Regions from separate parts of the Homo sapiens genome. Here region 2 is linked to region 1. A link is an interaction called in ENCODE POLR2A ChIA-PET data of the cell type or tissue named here. Cell type or tissue: HCT116. All regions are shown on one strand. Links, peaks and the distances in the headings refer to the core of each region. The heading gives the core; the rest is flanking DNA.

What was found. ChIA-PET counts read pairs that join two places held together with the same protein. Peaks named below come from ENCODE experiments on the same cell type or tissue, not always from the same donor. Only the 100,000 strongest peaks of a DNase experiment are listed, where the experiment ranks them.
Region 2: POLR2A ChIA-PET joins it to region 1 with 6 read pairs; 2 of 35 experiments call an interaction of 5 or more read pairs at or near these places.

The regions. Positions count from the first base shown.
Region 1 is chrX:101,104,392-101,112,391 of GRCh38, forward strand. It overlaps CENPI (centromere protein I), which reads left to right. Exons shown (of 22, transcript NM_001386188.2): 5 at 5,082-5,200; 6 at 5,500-5,607. Among named protein-coding and RNA genes, the nearest start is that of CENPI, 10 kb to the left of the region's middle. In HCT116, for the core only: no CTCF peak of the experiment used is centred there; no DNase peak of the experiment used is centred there.
Region 2 is chrX:100,989,785-101,003,041 of GRCh38, forward strand. ARL13A (ARF like GTPase 13A) reads left to right here. Exons shown (of 8, transcript NM_001162491.2): 8 at 778-1,047. The coding sequence ends at 804. It also overlaps a transcript of TRMT2B not described here. Among named protein-coding and RNA genes, the nearest start is that of ARL13A, 27 kb to the left of the region's middle. RefSeq lists a silencer at 1,558-1,753. In HCT116, for the core only: no CTCF peak of the experiment used is centred there; DNase peaks (open chromatin) are centred at 4,807, 5,237 and 5,867; H3K4me3 peaks cover 2,104 bases; H3K27ac peaks cover 2,472 bases.

The sequences.
Region 1 (8,000 bases), core at 1-8,000:
CTTTTAAGTTTTTCTCATTTAAATTCAGACTTGGAAGATATTTTAGACTCTAAACACTCTCATTTAAAGGTGAGGAAAAAGAGGCTCAGAGTAGTTAAAGAGACTTGCTTAAAGATGTCCAAACTCCCATTCTAGTGCTTATACTGTACCACATTGCTGCTTTTTTTCCTACTTAAAAAAAAGTTAAGGCTGGGTATAGTGGCTCATGCCTATAATCCCAGCACTTTGAGGGGCCAAGGCAGGATGATTGCTTGAAGCCAGATTTGAGACCAGCCTGGGCAACAAAGCGAAACCTTGTCTACAAAATGTTAAAAAAAAATTAGCTAGGTGCAGTGGCATGTGCCTGTAGTCCCAGCTACTTGGGAGTCTGAGGCAAGAGAATCACTTGAGCCCAGGAGTTTGAGCTATGATGGTGCCACTGTACTCCAGTGTGGGCCACAGAGCAAGACCCTGTCTCTGGGAAAAAAAAAAAAAAAGAAAAATTAAGACAGCTCTCAAAACCAAATGCTTTATATACTAAGTATTTCCTGGCTGTTGCATGTTAGATTCCTTTGTTTATACCCTAGCAGCATACTTGCAGGGGTGTGTGTGTATTTATTTTAAAGTAACAACACATTACTAACCGAATTCAACATATGACTGTCAAGTATTTTATTTCTCTATTTTTATCTGATTAGTTCTCTGTTTCCCTAGAAAGTTAAATTAGACCTAATAAAATTGGCTTTTTTCTTGTAGATGGTTTTAGATTATTTGGTTCTAATATCTTTCCAGGAATCCATGTTTAACTGAACAATGTCTGTCAAGATCAATTCTCCCACTCCCATCTCACCTTAAAACATATATGGAGTAGGGGCCGGGTGCAGTGGCTCACGCCTGTAACCCCAACACTTTGGGAGGCCGAGGTGGGCGGATCACGAGATCAGGAGATCGAGACCATCCTGGCTAACATGGTGAAACCCCGTCTCTCCTAAAAATACAAAAAATTAGCCGGGCGTGGTGTCGGGCGCCTGTAGTCGCAGCTACTTGGGAGGCTGAGGCAGGAGAATGGCGTGAACCCAGGAGGCGGAGCTTGCAGTGAGCCGAGGTCATGCCACTGCACTCAAGCCTGGGTGAAGAGCGAGACTCCATCTCAAAAAAACAAAACAAAAAAACAACATGTATGGAGTATACAGATGTTTTCTATTTTAGAAATTTTTTTTTCGTGACAGAGTCTCGCTGTGTTGTCCAGACTGCAGTGCAGTGGTATGATCATGGTTCACTGCAGCCTTGACCTTCTGGACTCAAGCAATCCTCCCATCTCAGACTCCCAAGTAGATGGGACTACAGGTGCGTGCCACTGCACCCAGCCTCCTTTTGATATCTCAGAAATTAATGATTAGGTTATCTTGATGTCTGCTAGGACTTGAGGTGTCTCAAAATGCATGCCTCAGACTCGGGAAACTTTTATATAGCAAGTTAAAAAATAATCTCTGGCTTTCTATTGTTACTTTTCATTTTTTTTTTCTGTTAAGCTGGAATTTGCTGAGGTCAAATGTGGCCTCCTTAATTCCTTTTCTCCCTTTTATTATAGTTATTTCTGTGATGTCCCCATCCCTACTAGATCTTTACATGCAGCTCTTTTGGTAAGTTGAGATGCATATTTAGAGGCAGGTATGGTAGAAATGTCATCATAATTAGGTACAAAGGGACTTTAGACTCTTTAAAAATTAAGTCACTTGGAAGTAAAAATAGAATTAATATTGAATTCTCCCTTTGAATTTGGTGCACATGTAATGTGTTGGTGGTGAGACTATTTTAAATTTCGAAGAGTTAGTGGATGGGAGTGAGAAAGAAAACAAGAAAAACAAGAAACCACAAGAGTGGAAAGCAGAGATTTTTATTTTTGTGATTCATTACCTATCATCACTGCTTCCTTTCTTCTCCACAGAATGATAGTGTAGAAAGTGATGAGATATATTCTAATTCTTGAAGCCTTAATTAACAGAAATTGAGATAGGATATATTCAAAGCCAGTCTCTATGACATCTTTTTTTTTTTTTTTTGAGATGGAGTTTTGCTCTTGTCACCCAGGCTGGAGTGCAATGGTGTGATCTCAGCTAACTGCAACCTCCGCCTCCCGGGTTCAAGCGATTCTCCTGCCTCAGCCTCCTGAGTAGCTGGGATTACAGGTGCCCGCCACCATGCCCAGCTAAGTTTTGTATTTTTAGTAGAGATGGGGTTTCACCACGTTGGCCAGGCTGGTCTCGAACTCCTGACCTCAGGTGATCTCTGTGACATCATTTCTATTACCAGATGGGAGAACACCATAGAGGCCTGAGATCAAGTGGAAAGATTGGACTAGTGTAGAATGGTATTACTGCCAGCCAATTCCAAGAATATCTTGTTCTAGGCCAGTCACAGTGGCTCATGCCTGTAATCCCAGCACTTTGGGAGGCCAAGGTGGGCAGATCCCTTGAGCCCAGGATGTGAGACCAGCCTGGGCAACATAGTGAGACCTTGTCTTTGCTAAAAATAAAAAACTTAACCAGGTATGGTGGCACGTGCCTGTAGTCCCAGCTACTCTGGAGGCTGAGGTGGGAGGATTGCTTGAGCCCAGGAATTTGAGGTTGTTATGAGCTATGATTGCACCACTGCACTCCAGCCTGGGTGACAGAGTCAGACCCTGTCTCAAAAAAAAAAAAAAAAAAAAAGAATATCTGTTCTCTTCTGCTACTCTCCCCACTTTTTTGGGGTGAGTGGATGGTACAAATATATATATTTTTAATTTTATATTTATGTTTTTATTTCTGGTTCACATTCTCTCATGAACAAATACATTCTTAAATGTAACACCTCATGCAAAGTGTCCGTCAGTAGCTTTAAATAAATCAGTCTATTAGGCCATTAAAAAAAAATCTTTGAAATTTCCCTGTGATTGAAAGCTTTTTTGGAGGTATAATTTACATACCATAAAATTCATTTTTTTTCTTTTCTTTTTTTTGTGAGATGGAGTTTCACTCTTATTGCCCAGGCTGGAGTGCAATGGTGTGATCTTGGCTCACTGCAGCCTCTGCCTCCTGGGTTCAAGCGATTCTCCTGCCTCAGCCTCCCGAGTAGCTGGGATTACAGGCTCCCACCACCACACCCAGCTAATTTTTGTATTTTTAGTAGAGATGGGGTTTCACCATGTTGGCCATGCTGGTCTTGAACTCCTGACCTCAGATGATCTGCCTGCTTCGGCCTTCCAAAATGCTGGGATTACAGTTGTGAGCCACCGTGCCCTCATAAAATTCATTGTTTTATTTTTTTATTTTTGAGATGGAGTTTCACTCTTGTAGCCCAGGGTGCAGTGCAATGGCATGATCTTGGCTCACTGCAACCTCTGCCTCCCGGGTTCCAGTGATTCTCCTGCCTCAGCCTCCCGAGTGGCTGGGATTACAGGCGCCTACCACAACACTTGGCTAATTTTTTTTTTTTTTTTTTTGAGACGGAGTTTTGCTCTTGTCACCTGGGCTGGATTACAGGCGTGAGCCACCACACCTGGCCTAATTTTGTATTTTTTTTATTAGAGATGGGGTTTCATCACCTTGGCCAGGCTGGTCTTGAACTCCTGACCTCAGGTGATCTGCCTGCCTCAGCCTCCCAAAGTGCTAGAATTACAGGCGTGAGCTACTGTGCCCGGCAAAATTCATTGTTTTAAAAATTCAGCATTTTTGTTTTTGGAGACAAAGTCTCACTCTGTCACCCAGGCTGGAGTCTAGTGGTGTGATCTCAGTTCACTGCAACCTCCACCTTCCAGGCTCAAGCGATCCTCCCACGTCAGCCTCCCAAGTAACTGGGACTATAGGCATGTGCTACCACATCTGGCTAATTTTTATATTTTTTGTAGAGATTGGGGTCTCACTATATTGCCTAGGCTAATCTCAAACTCCTAGGCTCAAGCAGTCCTCCGGCCTCAGCCTCCCAGGAGGCACCACCATGCCCAGCTAATCTTTTTTTTTTTCCCATAGAGACGGGGTCCTGCTATGTTGCCCAGGCTGGTCTCAAACTCCTGGGCTCAAGTGATCCATCTGCTTCAGCATCCCAAAGTGCTTAGATTATAGGCATGTGTCACCACGCTCGGCCCCAAATTCAGCATTTTTTTAAAGCATAGTCACAGAGTTGTGTAATCATCACCACTATCTAATTCTTGAACATTTTCATCACCCCAAGAAGAAACCCTGTACTCATTTATATTTTTTAAATAGAAATATTTGGACCAAATAATTTGCCTTATAGTTTTTTTTTTTTTTGAGAGAGGGTCTCACTCTGTCACCCAGGCTGGAGTGCAGTGGCACGATCACAGCTCACTGCAGCCTCAACCTCCCTGGGCTCAGGTGTTTCCCCCACATCAGCCTCCCGAGTTGCTGTGACTACAGGCTTGCCCCACCACCCTTGGCTAATTTTTGTATTTTTAGTAGATAACGGGGTTTTGTCATGTTGCCCAGGCTAGTCTTGACCTCCTGGGCTCAAGTGATCCGCTTGCCTCGGCCTCCCAAAGTGTTAGGATTATAGGCATGAGCCACTGTGCCTAACTATTGCCTTATTGTATATTAGTAGTTAAAGGTACATTTTTGTTTTGAACAATTTATTAATAATGATAAGAGATACTGAATTTTACATACTGTTGGTTTTTATTGCCTTCAATATAACGTGAGGTGTGGTGTTTTTTTTTTTTTTTTTTTTTTTGAGATGGAGTTTTGGTCTTGTTGTCCAGGCTGGAGTGCATGGCGTGATCTTGGCTCACCGCAACCTCTGCCTCCTGGGTTCAAGCGATTCTCCTGCCTCAGCCTCCCGAGTAGCTGGGATTACAGGCATGCTCCACCACGCCCAGCTAATTTTTATATTTTTAGTAGAGATAGGGTTTCTCCATGTTGGTCGGGCTGGTCTTGAACTCCCAACTTCAGGTGATCTGCCCACCATGGCCTCCCAAAGTGCTGGGATTACAGGCATGAGCTGCCGCGCCCAGCCTAATGTGAGATTTTTAGATCCAAGAGTGAATAATAGTAAAAGAACAATCGAGACACTAAAATGTAGTTTAATTTAGCTTGTCTCCTTTCCAGGAAATGCTGTAAACACACGGATATTGAAGTGCATGATCCCAGCAACAGTAATATCAGAAGATTCTGTGGTTAAGGCAGTCTCCTGGCTTTGTGTTGGCAAGTGTTCTGGTAGCACCAAGGTAATCTTTTTAAACACTTTGATGATAAGTCCTTCAGAACCACTTAAGGGCTGGCAAGGAAGAGCCACTTATGAAGTAATGGCATTGGCCTTTTGTGCAAAGCCTGTAGTTTTGGAACAATATATCTTGATGCAAGGACTATGTTCAAACAGAAATTTTTACTGAGAAATAAAATCTATTATTCTACTTTGTGCCTGAAGCTTCTAAAATAGCCCTGGTGGCGGGGGACGGGGGGCGGAATTAAACTCTTCTGTACCAGTTATATTTCTTTAAAGATAAGTATTTTGTCTCTTCAATAGGTACTTTTTTATCGTTGGCTGGTTGCAATGTTTGACTTCATTGATCGTAAGGAGCAAATTAACTTGCTCTATGGCTTCTTTTTTGCTTCATTGCAAGATGATGCACTGGTAAGTAAAAATTGGACAGCATTAGGCATCAATCAAATAGTACATGTGTGTATATTGATGCACCATATATGCTTCAGTGTGCTACACAATATGTTTTTCCTTATTTTAAAAATATATCAAACATATAGAAATGTACCAAGATAACGTAGACATATCAAATATACAGAAAAGGGCAAATAATAACATTCTATTTTGCACCTGTCTCTCAGATTAACAAATAGAAAATTTTTATCGTATTTACTTTATGTCTTCTTTTAAGGAAATAAAAATGTTACAGATAAAGTTGATTCCACGTTGGAGTCTTGTTTGCTGATCTGGAGCACTCATTGCCATCTTTTCCCTTTTAAACCACTTCAACAGAGTCCTTTGAGTCATTTACTCTACATTTTCTTGATTAACACTGCAAAAGCCTCATCAGAATTAATGAGAAGGAGAGGATTACTTTTCATGAGTGCCAATGGAGTGATTTTGATTAAATAGCATAATTATTTCTCTTAAAAACATTAATAACTTTAAGAAATCAATCTACTGTCCACCTGGAAGACTTTCAAGGACCATCAGTAGTTCACAGACCATGTGAATCACTCATCTAACTGTATTGCTCTTGCCTTTGGGAAGGGAATTCATTTATTGATTTTATTTTTTAAAAATGATGTTTCCAGTGTGTTCATTGCATTGTCCTAGCCACTGTAGAAGATTCAAAGTTTAGCATAGGGTTTCTATATTCCACGAACTTGAAATCTCATTGGGGAATTAAGGAAATCACATAAATTATCAAAAACAGTATATGATAGTTTGAGGATAATAATTGCTGTAATATTTCCAGGAAGGAAGAAAGCACTGTAAATCAAAATGATTAGTTAAAACACCATAAAGTATGTGGGTGTTGAGCTGGGCCTTACAGGTTGAATAGGATTTGGGATTTGATGACAGAAAGTGATACTTGATATGATGGGAATATTTCAAGCAAAGTTGTGAGGTGTGTAAATTGTGTTTTAGGAGACCTTAAATAGACCAGCCTGACCTAATTAGAGGTGGTGTTAGGTGGTAAGCCTGAAAAAGTTGGGTGAGGACAGATTGTAGAGGTCTTCCAATGTGATGCTAAGGAATTGGAACTTTATTCAGTGGGGAAATCACTGAAAATTTTTGGCTAGAATATGTTGAAAGCAGCTTTGTAGGAAGCTATATCTAGTAGTTCCCAACAATGTGAATTAAGAGAGAGGCTGAAGGCAGGAATACTAGTTAGGAAGCTGACATGATAATCTAGGTATAACATGATGTCCTAGACAAGAAATTCTCAAATATGGTCTGTGGACCCCCTGGGGCTTCCTGAGACCCTTTCAGGAAGTCCAAGAGGTCAAAATTATTTTCATAATAATACCAAGGTATTATTTGCCATTTTCACTTTGTTCACCTTAGCGTTGATGGTGCTAAAGCAATGGTGGGTAAAACTGCTGGCCATTTAACAGGAATCAAGGCAGTGGCACCAAACTATACTAGCATATTCTTCATTATGTTCTTCATTGTGGTAAAAAAAAAAATGCTAATTTCACTTAATGTCAAATGAAGCAGTAAAAATTAACTCATTAGTTTTATTAAATCTCTACATCTTTAATATTCTGTATGATGAAATGGCAAGTACAAACAAAGTCCTCCTGCATGCTAAAGTACAGTGGTTATTCTGAGGAAAAGCATTTGTGTGATTGAGTTGCGAGCCAAACTAGCTCCATTTTTATTTGAAAGAATGACTGATGGCCAAGCGCGGTGGCTCACACCTGTAATCCCAGCATTTTGGGAGGCCGAGGCAGGTGGATCACAAGGTCAAGAGATTGAGACCATCCTGGCCAACATGGTGAAACCCCGTCTCTGCTAAAAATACAAAAATTAGCTGGGCATGGTGGCACATGCCTGTAGTCCCAGCTACTCGGGAGGCTGAGGCAGGAGAATCACTTGAACCCAGTAGGCAGAGGTTGCAGTGAGCCAAGATTGTGCCACTGCACTCCGGCCTGGCGACAGAGTGAGACTCTGTCTCAAAAAAAAAGAATGACTGACGTACGAACCGTAGTTATACAGACTTGGGTACTTGGAAGATGTTTTCTTGAAAATGAACAAAACAGTCCTGTTATTTCAAAGAAAACAACTGGCCGTATCTGTTGCCAGTGATAGAATTTGAGCATTCAAGTGAAAAATCAAAGTTTGGAAAATTTGTATCTGCCACTATGAACCTGACAGCTTTTAGATACCTGAAAGACTTTTCTAATAATTGGTGATGGTATTAATGTTGTGATTTTTAGTTATCATATAATGAAATGTGTCAGCATTTGGAAGCTCAGTATAACTCAGTGAGCCAATATTTTCCAGATGAACAAGTACGATGTTCTAAATTCATACAT
Region 2 (13,257 bases), core at 552-8,551, 110 kb before region 1:
TCTGAAAGGGACATGGCCTTTTATATCCCTGGCTACCTTGGAGCTTTGGGTTGTCACACCTACATGGAGGGGCTTGGACTTGGCCTGGGCCACTAACAAGGAGACAGACACTGCTCTGGGGACAAGGGGTGAGGATGAGAGCAGAGAGTAGAGCGGAAGGAAGTGGTAGAAGAGGAAGTGTTTTTTTAGATAACTACCCCTAAATCTTTGTCCAAAATTTAAATCCATTTTCCTTTCTATAACTCCAGAACTTATGGCAAAAAAGAGAATGGATACCTGGGACACAGATAAGATGTTACTGGAAAATTCCTGTGAAGAAGCCTTTGGTTCCTATAGTTAATACTACTTAAATGAAGGGCAGAGGGGAGAGAGCAAGAGTGAGAGAAAGTACGAGGCCAGGGCAGAGGATGGGCACCTCATGGGGTGCAGTCTATACCCTGTTGGAAACTGGCCAATACCCTCCTACCATGAAATGGTCTGGGAAGGACAGGAAGCCTGGCACTTGGCTTCACTTACAATAACTGACCTTTTTCTCTTTTTACTTTCAACAGAGAAAGTAAAAGAAAGTAACAGAGAAAGTAAAGAGAAAAACAGAGGGAAACCAAAAGAAACAGTTGATATCCCTCCCTTAGCAAACAGGTTCATCTCCAGAACTATCAGGACTACCCGGTTTTTAAATTTCCATTTGATAATATTTCTACACTCCCCATACAACTCCACCTACTCTAATATCACATCCCTGAGAACCCCTGTTGTTCCTGTATATCTATATTCTAGCCATCAAATCAATCCTATACTCACTGAGAGGCTCAAGAAGAGTGAGATGGCATCCATTGAGAATGAAGACCACCTTGGTAAAAAAGAACAGAGACTTTACATCTTTGTACCGAGATGCTGCTGACAAAGCTTGTGGACAATAAGTCATGGGTGATCAACCAAAACTGAGCCTTAGAAATACAGGGTTCATTTAGAAATAAGTATTTTTTTCTTTAAGGTTCTTAGGCAGAAAAGGATTGGCAAAAATAAATAGAACTTCTTTGCTGAGAATTATGCTCTACTGAATCATTTTCAGTCATACCTCCATAAACAACTTTGTTTTAAAGCCCCAGACACTGTCTGTGAAGCCCAGAACAATTGCTTTGCTGTCCCTTCAGGAACAGCAACTGCTGCCTCTACCAACAATTTGGTTAGCTATGCAAAAAAATGTAGGCACTTGAATGCATTGATCCCTCTATCCCAAGGGTGGCAGTGGTAGTGGTAGTAGTTATTTACCATTACTACTACTATAGGTTGAGTATCCCTTATCTGAAATGCTTGGGACCAAAAGCATTTCAGATTTCAGATTTATTTTCATTTATGAATATTTGCATTATATGTACTTACTGGTTGAGCATCCCTAATCCAAAAATCTGAAACATTCCAATGAGCATGTCCTTGAGTGTCATGTCAGGACTCCAAAAGTTTCTAATTTTAGAAGATTTTGGATTTTGGATTTTCACATTAGGGATGCTCAATCTATATTACCTTCACCATGAGCAGCACAGCCACCATTTATTGAGTGCATTCTGGATGCCAGGCACAGTGCTAAGTTTTTGTTTTGTTTTGTTTTGTTTTGAGACAGAGTCTCACTGTCTCCCAGGCTGGAGTGCAGCGGCGTGATCTCGACTCACTGCAAGCTCCACCTCCTGGGTTCACGCCATTCTCCTGCCTCAGCCTCCCAAGTAGCTGGGACTACTGGCGCCCACCACCACGGCCAGCTTTTTGTATTTTTAGTAGAGACGGGGTTTCACCGTGTTAGCCAGGATGGTCTCGATCTCCTGACCTCGTGATCCGCCCGCCTCGGCCTCCCAAAGTGCTGGGATTACAGGCATGAGCCACCGCGCCCGGCCCACAGTGCTAAATTCTTTATTTCCATTATCTTATTCACAACAACCCTTGGGGGTAAGCACTATACCTGACTGCATTTCACAGATGAGGAAACTAAGGGGCAGAAAAGTCAAATTTGCCCAAGGTCCCACTGCCTACAAAAAGCAGAGCAGGATGTTCTCACTCACATGTGGGAGCTTACAAAAAAAGTGGATCTCATGAAGATAGAGAATAGACTGGCAGTTTCCAGAGGACAGGAAAGTGCGGGGCGGTGGGGGTTGGGGCGGGAGATGAAGAGAGGCTGATTAATGGATACATATATACAGTTTGACAGATTGGTAGGGTGACTATAATCATCTATTGTATACTTCAAAATAGCTTGAAGAGAATAACTCAAATGTTCTAGCATAAAGGCAAATATTAAAGGTGATGGATATCCCAATTACACTGATTTGATCTTCATAAATTAGATGATGTATTATCATACATACCCACAAAATGTGTACATATATATCAATTTAGAAATTAAATTGAATTTTAAAATTTGGGGGTGAGGAAAAAAAAAAGCAGAGCAGGGAATTCAATCCCGATCTTTCTGACTCTAGAGCTACTTAAAGCCAGAAAGAAAGAGAAAGCTTTATTTAAGAAAAAATGCTGGCCGGGTGCAGTGGCTCATGCCTAGCACCTTGGGAGGCCAAGGCAGGTGGATCACTTGAGGTCAGGAGTTCAAGACTAGCCTGGCCAATATAGTGAAACCCCATCTCTACTAAAAATACAAAAATTAGCCGGGCATGGTGGCACGAGCCTGTAACACCAGCTACTTGGGAGGCTGCGGTCGGAGAATCGCTTGAACCCCAGAGGTGGAGGTTGCAGTGAGCCGAGATTGCACCACTGCACTCCAGCCTGGGCAACAGAGTAAGATTCGGTCTCAAAAAAAAAATGTTGAAGTATATCCATGCCCGTGTCAGGAGAATTAAGTTAATATCAATAAGCACACCAATAGTGGTAGCACACATTGTTGATTCAGCACTTCCATTTTGCCAGGTGCTGGGCTAAGTGCTTTATATATATAATTACCTTTCATCTTCAAAACCCTCTGAAGTTGATTCTACCACCACCATCTTACAGAGGCAGAAAATGATGTTCAGAGAGGTTAAATAATTTTTCCCTGGGGACCCTGGGACAGGAGGTGGCAGAAATGGTTTTCAAACTAAGGTCCTACTCCATAACCCTTGCTCTACCCTATACCATCTCACCAAGCAGTATAAATGAACTAACTCATAACTGCTTCTGAGGGATAGAAACTTTGTACAGAAAGATCCCTCTTACAACCCCATCTGGAAGGTCTGACACTGTAGATGGTTGCATCATTTGCTCTTATCTTCAAGGAAACCATCCCAAGCACCTTATAGGTCTTTGATAGGATTCTGACTGAGGCACAGCTTAGAATTATGAAGCTGAAAGGAACCTTACAGAGCCTCTGGTCCAACCCCTGTTGTTATAAAAATGAGGAACTTGAGGTGCAGAGAGGTTAAGTGGCTTGCCCAAGATGGTACAGCTGATGGCTGGCAGAGCTGCTCCTAAAAATCCAGATCTCATGTGCCCAAGCCAGTGCTCTACTCTGTTCAAAAATACTGTATCCTCCCTGGGTCTTCTTTGGCCTTTCAGCCCATCTACCTTCCTCCAATTTGCCTGATAAATATCGCTGGAGAATTCTGCTGACAATCATTCTCACCTGGGGATGCAACAAATCTCTCTCCTGAATAAGAGTTTTATGAGGCAGGAGACTACGAATCAACAAACCGTAAGAAAATTGGATCATGCACATTTTATAACATGTGTGTTTATGAGGCAGGCATACTTTCTCAGCCAATAGAGAAGAGAAAGTGGATGGGAAAAAGGGATGGGATTGTACCCTATGAAGGTGAGCTGGGTGAAGAATCTAAGTTGAACAACATCTAACACAACTGAATTTCAGTATATTGGCATACTTCCTTTTGTGCAATGTAGGTGTTCCTGGGTGTCAACCAAATTTTCCTACATAGAATCTATCAATCACAAAAAGTTATTTAGATACCCTCCTCCCAATACAATCAGTGTACCCTTAGTCATGTAAAGAAAAAAAATCTCTTTTTGAGTGAATCTTAATTGTGTTGCTACAGGCTGTTAATATACTTTCCAAACCTCTTACCAAGCTGGGTGACCAGGCAATTTCCCCCAGTGAAGGCAGGAATAACAGTGCCTACCTCAAAGGCCTGCTGTAAAGTTTAAAAGGGATGATACACACAAAAATGTTTAGAATAGTGCCTGGCACACCCTAAGTAGGATATTAAATATTAGCTACTATTATGTTGATTTAGGGAAGGAGCTCGGTGAGATCATTAGAAAGCTATAGTCCCCCTTCTGGGATAGGTATCCACTTTTCTGTAGAAAACAACCCAAAGAGAGATGTCTTAGACTGTCAAGTACAAAGTGAATAGAGAATCTAGGGTAATTACAACCAACGCCTCCCATATTTTTCTCTTTCAGAATCCTAAATCTGCCAAAGAGGTTTTACAAATCTCTTTCTCAGTGGGGCAGCCCAGGGACCAAGAAATGGATAGTTTCTTGAGCCTGGAGGGCAAATTTTCTTAAAGGCAAGTGGTTGCCTTGGGGTTTCTTTTCTTTAGTTGTCAATGTCTTGGTCACTCTCCAAGATGTTTAGAATGTAGCTCCCGTCAGAGGCACTTGCAGCTTATGAATGACCCTGGCCTATCATTCACTCATATGGCTCTGGGTATGTTTCTATCTTATCTTTCAGGGACAGACCTGGGCTTTCTGACTAGAGAATTCACTATGAATAGGTAGAGAGGTCCTTCTGCTCTGAATGGTTTTCAATTCCTGCACTCCAGTCCTCACTTGTCATTCATGTGTTAGGTCTACCTGCCAGTAGCACTCTGTCAGCAGGGTTGTTAAGCAATCTATGACCTCTGTAGGAAATGAGTCATATAGTTAGCACGCAGCAAAGGTTAAGAAAGAACAGTGATAATTCAGGGTTGGAGCATGGAAACCAGTAGTAGCTAAACTAGTTATAAATCCCCCAGAGATTCAAGTGTTGGGTGTTTGGGCCATACCAGTTGTGTTTTTATTTTTGTTTTAGTGGCAGGGTCTTGCTCTATCACCCAGATTGTAGCGCAGTGCCACAGTCATAGCTTGCTGCAACCTCGAACTCCTGGGCTTAAGCAATCCTCCCACCTTGGCATCCCAAAGTGCTGAGACTACAGGTGTGAGCCACTGTGCCCAGCCCCAGTTGTGTTTTGAATATTGTTCTTTCCTCTCAATAACATCTTCAAATCACTTATTTTCAAGGCAGTTGCTACTGGCAAGATGTAATAAGTGCACTCAACACAACATCACTCTTCTCAGGAGAATCCTGCCAACTAGTATTCTTAACCATAAGATGGCTATGACTGACTTAAGGGTCAAGCCTGGACTCACTGCTTTGTTACTCAACCCTGTAAACCCTTTATTGGAAGACCAAAACTTAAATTTCTGACATGAAAGTGTATAGAGAATGAGAACTGTCACCCAACTTTCCAATACTGAAACCATCCCCTCATCCCGCTGTATTTTTATAGCTGCAACTAAAAGAACTATAGCCATGGCACCCCTGATCTGTACCTTATTCCTTCAGCTGTAATAAAATGTTCTCCCACTCCCCTTGCCTTTTTTCTCATGTCAAGCTCTGGAGGAAACAATTGTTATCCCAGGAAGGAGAAGGTGGCAGATGCTTTCTGCTATTGGCACATAGATAATATCAGCTCAGGGGGAATGTACTTCCACCCCTGTGCCCAGTAAGTGCCAGGATCTGGTCCAGGGAGGCTGAGGTGGCTCTGCTGTTGGGTGGTGGGAGAGCAATGTTAACAAAGCACTCAGGCTGTGCTGTGCACTGATGACTCAGGAATCCCACGCGATCCCACGCTCATGCTAGTCGCCACATCCAGGAACTAAAATAGACCTCTGGTGCTATGAGACAGCAGGCCTTTAGATCTGCTCAGAAAAATAAGCCCGGTCCTAACAACTGGCATGCTATTCAATACAATGGAATGTTACACAGCCATTAAAGATGGCAATTATGTGCACTGTGTGGGTGGAAACCAGAATGTGAAATAATGTTAAGTGAAAACAGCAGAATAGGAAAGAGCAGATATACATGCTGATCCTAACTATGTAAAGCATACATATAAGAGCACTTCTCTAAAGAACTTAAAAGAATGAAGAGTTCCACAGTTCTTTTACATTCCACACCCCCTACTCCAACACATTCTTAATATACATTTTTTTTTTTTTAGAAAATTGTCATGCTGATTACACTAGGTTACAAAGACACCTGTCTTTTAGCTAACACAGGAGTTAACTCCACTGATAATGTGGTTCAGGGACTAAAGGAGAACTGAATACTAAGGGGGCTGGTGCCCCATCATTTGGAGCAACGTGGATGGAACTAGAGGTCATTATGTTAAATGAAATAAGCCAGGCACACAAAGACAAATATCGTATGTTCTCACTCATATTTGGGTGCTAACAAAGTTATCTCATGGAGGTAGAGAATAGAATGATAGATACCAGAGGCTGGGAAGGGTGGAGCGGGGAGCGGAGAAAGAGATGTCGGTTAATGAATACAAACATACAGTTATAATAGAAGGAATAAGTTCTAATGTCCAATAGCACAGTAGGGTGACTATAGTTAACAATCATTTATTGTATATTTCAAAACAGCTAGAAGAGTTTAAACATTCCCAACAAAGAAAAAATGTTTGAGGCAACAAATATCTCAATTACCCTGATCTGATCATTACACATTGTATGCATATATCGAAACATCACATGAAAAAATATGTGCAACTATTATGTATCAACAAAAATGGCCTGGATCGTTCCTCTTCCTCCCCTCGCCCCCTTATGTTCAGGGAACTTGCTCAAACACAATTACCATTTCAGGTTTGGCACTACAGTGAGAAATTCCTTCCTAACTCCAAGCCGACCAAATAAGTCTAAGATGGGAGATTAAGAAAATTTACATTTCCAGCCTGGGCAACATAGCGAGACCTCATCTCTACTAACGATCAAAAATTAGCCAGGCATGTTGGCACATGCCTGTAGTCCCAGCTACTCAGGAGGCTGAAAAAAAAGGGTCACTTGAGCCCAGGAGACTGAGGTTGCAGTGAGCTATAATCACAGCACTGTACCCAGCCTGGGCAACAGAGTGAGACGCTACTCAAAAAACAAAAAACCAAAAAATAACTTATATTGAACCTCTTTTAGTTGGGCCACTGTGTTTTGAACTAGCCTTGCTTATATGGAAAGAAAGGAACTAGATTTTTTTTTTGATAGGCTTCTATAAGTTCCATATTTGTAAAAGAATTGTTGCACACTACCCCTCTTGTCACCTTGTCAGGGTTGGTACTTACAGTCAGTCAAACATCTAGCACATATCTGGGTATCTGAGTGAGTAAAATTCTCTCCCTCGAGATGTGGCCTTAACACCTTTCCAGACCTGGTTTTTCTAGAATTAGCTTTCAATCAGTATATTTAGTTTTCCAAAGACTATAGTTAGTTTCTTTTAACTTTGCATTTTGAAATAATTTTAGATTTACTCAAGAGTTGTAACTGTAGTTCAGAAAGTTCATGTATACCCTTCACCTAGCTTCCCCTAACGGTAGCATCTCATCTTCTGGTACACTGATCAAAACTATCACATTAACATTATCATCATACTAGTTACTAGACAACAGACTTTATTTAGACTTCGGTGTTTTCACTAATGTCCTTTTTGTTGTTGTTGTTCAAGATTTAATTCAGGATCCCATACAACATTTATAGATTGGTTAGTTTACAAAAAAAATCCTACAAACAGGTTTCCTCTTAAGGAGTTGAAAGGGTAAGCTAGTAGGTGTTCTAAGCAAGTTATGATCCTGAGCCACTCTACCCAGAAGGGAACTCCATCACTTCTGTACCAAAGCCCTTAATCCAAGACGCCTCATCACAGTTATTTTCAGAAAACATGTCTTACATTAGCACTTCTCGCAGTAGTACAAAATGATTTGACAAGTAGGTTATTTTTAGCAACCAACATTATGAAGGTGACAAAATGAGAGAAATAGCCTTCCTTGTCTGCTTTCTATGCTTCATTTTTCTTCAAACCGTATATAAATTTTTACTAAAAGCTGTAATATTTGACTAAAACATAAATGCTGAGAAACACCCACACCAACAGGGAAGGGACTCTGCGATGTGTTTGGTTTGACTTGCCTAAAATTAATTATTGAAAACACAGAAAATTGGCCTGGTGCAGTGGCTCACGCCTGTAATCCCAGCACTTTGGGAAGCTGAAGTGGGCGGATCACTTGAGGTCAGGCGTTTGAGACCAGCCTGGCCAACATGGTGAAATCCCATCCCATCTCTACTAAAAATACAAAAATTAGCCGGGCGTGGTGGTACATGCCTGTAATCCCAGCTACTCAGGAGGCTGAGGCAGGAGAATCACTTGAACCCGGGAGGCAGAGGTTGCAGTGAGCCAGGATCATGCCACTGCACTCCAGCCTGGGTGACAGAGTGAGACTCCATCTCAAAAAAAAAAAAAAAAAGAAGAAAACTTACAGGAAACAAATTATTTTTGCCAGTTAATCTCAATAATGGGAAGGGAAAGCAGGCTATGACATTCATTTATTTGTCAACAAATAATCGGATGATTAAGAATGACACCCATTACAAAATTAGCCAGGCGTGGTGGCGCATGCCTGTAATCCCAGCTACTCGGGAGACTGAGGCAGAAGAATCACCTGAACCCAGGAGGTGGAAGTTGCAGTGAGCCAAGATGGTGCCACCACACTCCAGCCTGGGCGACAGAGCGAGATTCTGTCGCAAAAAAAAAAAAAAAAAAACGACACCCATTTCATGCATGCTATGTGCCAAGCAATTTGCAAAGTGTTTTATATATACACAGATTGTTTCACTAATTGGTCACAGCAATCTCCATGAGATAAGTGCTATTATTATCCTTATTTTACATGGAGATGGGTGGTAAAAAGAGCATTGGAGAGGTCAAGTAACTTGTCCTAGATCACAGAGCATGTAAGTGATAGAGTCAGGATTTAGGCCAGGTCAGCCTGACTCCAAAACTGCTCTGCTTGGCCAGTATGCTATATCGCCTATCTAAGCACCTGCCATATTTCAGACACTGTGCTAGGTGTTACATATACAACAGTGACCAAGATATAGCTCTTGTCCTCTTAAACCTTACAGTCTAGTTGGAGGAGACAGACTACTAAACAGTTTAGTATAGCCCTCTCTGATATTCCTTGGCTTGGTTACGTATAAAGGTAATCAGTAAAGGCAAATGGTAAATACCAATATCCTGAAATATTTCAATTCCTTTTGTAGATCCTCAGAGCAAAGGCCTCTCCCCTCCATGTATCATGAATGTCCCTAACAGTCACAAATGGACTTGAGGATATTTACATGTTCCTCCATTGTGTGGCTCTGGGCCACATGTGGGCACTGCCACCCTGCTTAGTCTCCTTTGAAGAGAGACAATGAGAAACAATGTGGAAATACATGTATTAATGAAATAGAATCACCTGATGGAAAATTGTTAAGTGTCAGACATAATAGCTGTATTTCATTTCAATTGTCCTTTTGCACTAACATTAATTGGCAAGTACTAAGGGAGCTTCATGACTGCACTTTATGGGCATGCCATTTTGAAATATATTCCTTAGGAAAGTGACAATGATGCCCCTGTAAGCTATAAATTTCCAATGTGATTTTGAAGATAAAGGGTTGGAAGACTTACATCTCAACAAATGACAATCATCTTCTCCCTTCCAGCCCAAAAACAATCAAAGGGCATTATCTAATACCATAATACTGTACTTCTCAATGCTGGCTGCATATGGGAATCACCGGGGAAATTTTAATATTACCAACGCCTGTGTCCCACCTCCAGTGATTGTGATGACTCAGCTGGTCTGGACATGGTCTGCACTTGGAAGTTTGGAAAGATCCCTGGGAGATTTTAATATACATACAAGTTTGGGAACCACAGCCCTTATCAGAGGATCATAACCCTGACTGACTGCAAATTAGAATCACCTTGGGGATCTTTTAAAAATTCAGATGTTTGGGCCACACCCCAGACCAATTAAATCAGAATCTCTGGAGGATCAAATCCCAGGAACTAGGAAGTTTTGTAAAAAGATCCCTCAGGTGATTCCAATGATGTGCAGCCAAGGCTGGAAACCACCATAGTAGGTGAAACTCCAAATCTGAAAAGGCAATGACAAAATTTGCACTCATTGGTTCAGCAACTCTAAGATGAGCCTAATGAGAAGAAGCCTGTTCTAGAAGAGGAGTGGGAATCAGGCTGAGGATAACTGTTCTACTTTAATATTAAAATGAGTTCACTTTTCTCTCACATGTATGAGAGTTAATTTTTTTTTTTTTTTTGAGATGAAGTTTTGCTCTTGTTGCCCAGCCTGGAGTGCAATAGCGCAATCTCCACTCACTGCAACCTCCACCTCCTGGGTTCAAGTGATTCTCCTGCCTGAGCCTCCTGAGTAGCTAGGACTACAGGCGCCCACCACCGTGCCCAGCTAATTTTTTGTATTTTTAGTAGAGATGGGGTTTCACCATGTTGGCCAGGCTGGTCTGGAACTTCTGACCTCAGGTGATCCACCTGCCTTGGCCTCCCAAAGTGCTGGGATTATAGGCGCGAGCCACCGCACCCGGCCTGAGAGCTAATTTTATTAACTTAGGCTAGGAATTATAATCTTTCGCTAGAATTACTAGTAGCTGATGATACCTTAGCCCTACTTTCTACCACACCCCCCAAAATAATGGCAGAAGGAATGAGAAAGGAAGTGCTTTAAAGAAATAAAAACCTTTGCAAAGGACTGCAAACCAGTGCTCAGAACACCTGGGTAAGTCTAGAAGAGTAGCAAGCAGAAAGACAAGCTATCTGGCCTATGTATTACCCAACTACTGTAGTTACGTTTTATCTGCAACCTGGTGTGCACTTTTACTCATCACACCAAACACCAGGCTTAGAGACCAAAAATCCAACGTGATTCTCATCCTTGGCTACACAACAGTCATCTGGAGAGCTTTTAAAATAATGATGATAGGGCTACACCCAAAATGAATTAAATCAGAATGTGAAGTGATGACACTCAGGAACTTGTTTTTGACGGTCTCCAGGTGATGTGCAACCAAGGCTGAGAATAGTTGCTCTGAACCAGTGGTTCCTAAATTTGAATGCACACCAGAATCACCTGAAAGACATGTTAAATTAGATTGCCCTAGCCCCAGTGTTTCTGATTCAGTTGAGGGAGAGCCCAAATGTGTGCATTTCTAACAAGTTTCCAGGTGATGCCAAAGCTGCTGGTCCAGGGATCACACTTTGACAGGTAAATCTTGACTACTGGTTCACAACCTTGACTGCATACTAGAATCACCGGGCAGGGTGGACAGTAATTTTAAAAAGACTGATGACTAAGACCCTCCCCAAACCAATTAAATTGGAATGTCTGGGGCCCAGGCATCAATATTTTTTATATATTTTTTGAGACTGGGCCACACGCTGTTACCTAGGCTGGAGTGCAGTGGTACAATCATGGCTCACTGGAGCCTCGACCTCCCAGGCCCAAGTAATCCTCCCGCCTCATCCTCCTCAGTAGCTGGGACTACAGGCACACACCACCATGCCTGGAAAATTTTTTTGTGTGTGTGGAGATGGAGGTCTCGCTATGTTGACCAGGCTGGTCTCAAACTCCTGGATGCAAACAGTCCTCCCACCTCAGCCTCCCAATGTGCTGGGATTACAGGCGTGAGTCACTGCACCCAGCCCGGATCTTGGTTTCTAAACACCATTCTACACTGAAAGGAACCAGGGTTCATTGGAAATGGCTGGTTCCAGGACTAGGGCAAGGAAAATGTAAAGTGACCCTGGGAATCTTGTGCCAGAATCTAAGGAAGTACTCAAATACTAATGGAGGCATGTTAAGTGACATGAGAGCCAGCTGAAGGGACTCCCACTGGTCAAACTGTAGAAAATTTGAGCATCAAAAGGAAAATAATTGAACTGAGCTTAAAACACGGAATTCAAATAAGCAAATCACCGAATCAAGTGATATTCAAAAAAAAAAAAAAAAAAAAGCAGGGGGAAACAACTTTGCCACTATTGTGCCAGACCACTGTCAACTCCAATTTGGACAGAACCAGATTCAAGAGGCCAAAGAACAGATCCAGAGACAGCAAACAAGACATGGTGTTTTTTTGTTTGTTTGCTTTTTTGTTTTTAACTGGGGTCTTACATTCAAGGGAGACTCCAGTGGTGATGGGCTGGACGGAACTGCAACCACTTGCAAATGCATGGGGTTTATATAGCATTTTCACCTAACACCCTCCCCCTAACAACCTGCAGCTGGCAACCTTCATTTAAACCAAAACAAAGGGCCTCAATTCCCCGTATGGCCTGCATTTCACGGGACAGGCCAGGAGCTCAGATGTTCCCCATAGATCAGAAATGGATCTCTGGGTTCCTGAGCTGGAAACTCCCTATCGCATTCAGGTGCATCTGCCATACGGGGCCATTCTCAGGCTATTGCTATCTTCAGTTATTGCTATCAGGTGCATTTACCATACAGTCACCATAGTAATTATTAGGAAGCAATTATTATACTAACTTCTTGCTCTAAAAATTGGTATTAAAAGGGAAAGACTTAGGTCTTTACCTGGCTTTTTTGGAGGAACTCTAGTTCATACCCTCTAGAAAGGGAAAAGCTCATTTTTATAAAAGAGTGACAGCTGGCTGGGTACAGTGGCTCACGCCTGTAATCCCAGCACTTTGGGAGGCCGAGGTGGGTGGATAACCTATGGTCAGGAGTTCGAAACCAGCCTGGCCAACATGGTGAAATCCCATCTCTACTAAAAATACAAAATTAGCTGGGCCTGGTGGCAGGTGCATGTAATCTCAGCTACTTGGGAGGCTGAGGCAGGAGAACTGCTTGAACCCGAGAGGCAGAGGTTGCAGTAAGCCGAGATCGCACCATTGCACTCCAGCCTGGGAAACAAGAGCAAAACTCTGTCTCAAAAAAAAAAAAAAAAAGTGACAGCTAATAAACACAGACCGATTGACAGAATTAGGAAATCATGGCTTTTCAATCCCCAATTAAATTATTAATTTACCATCAGTGGGTACACGAAAATAAAAAAGTTAGAAAGCAATCATTTGTTTTTGAGACAGGGTCTTGCTCTGCCACCCAGGCTGGAGTTCAGTGACACAATCTGGTCATGGCTTACTGCAGCCTCTACCTCTCAGGCTCAAGCTAATCTCCTACCCCAGACCCCCAA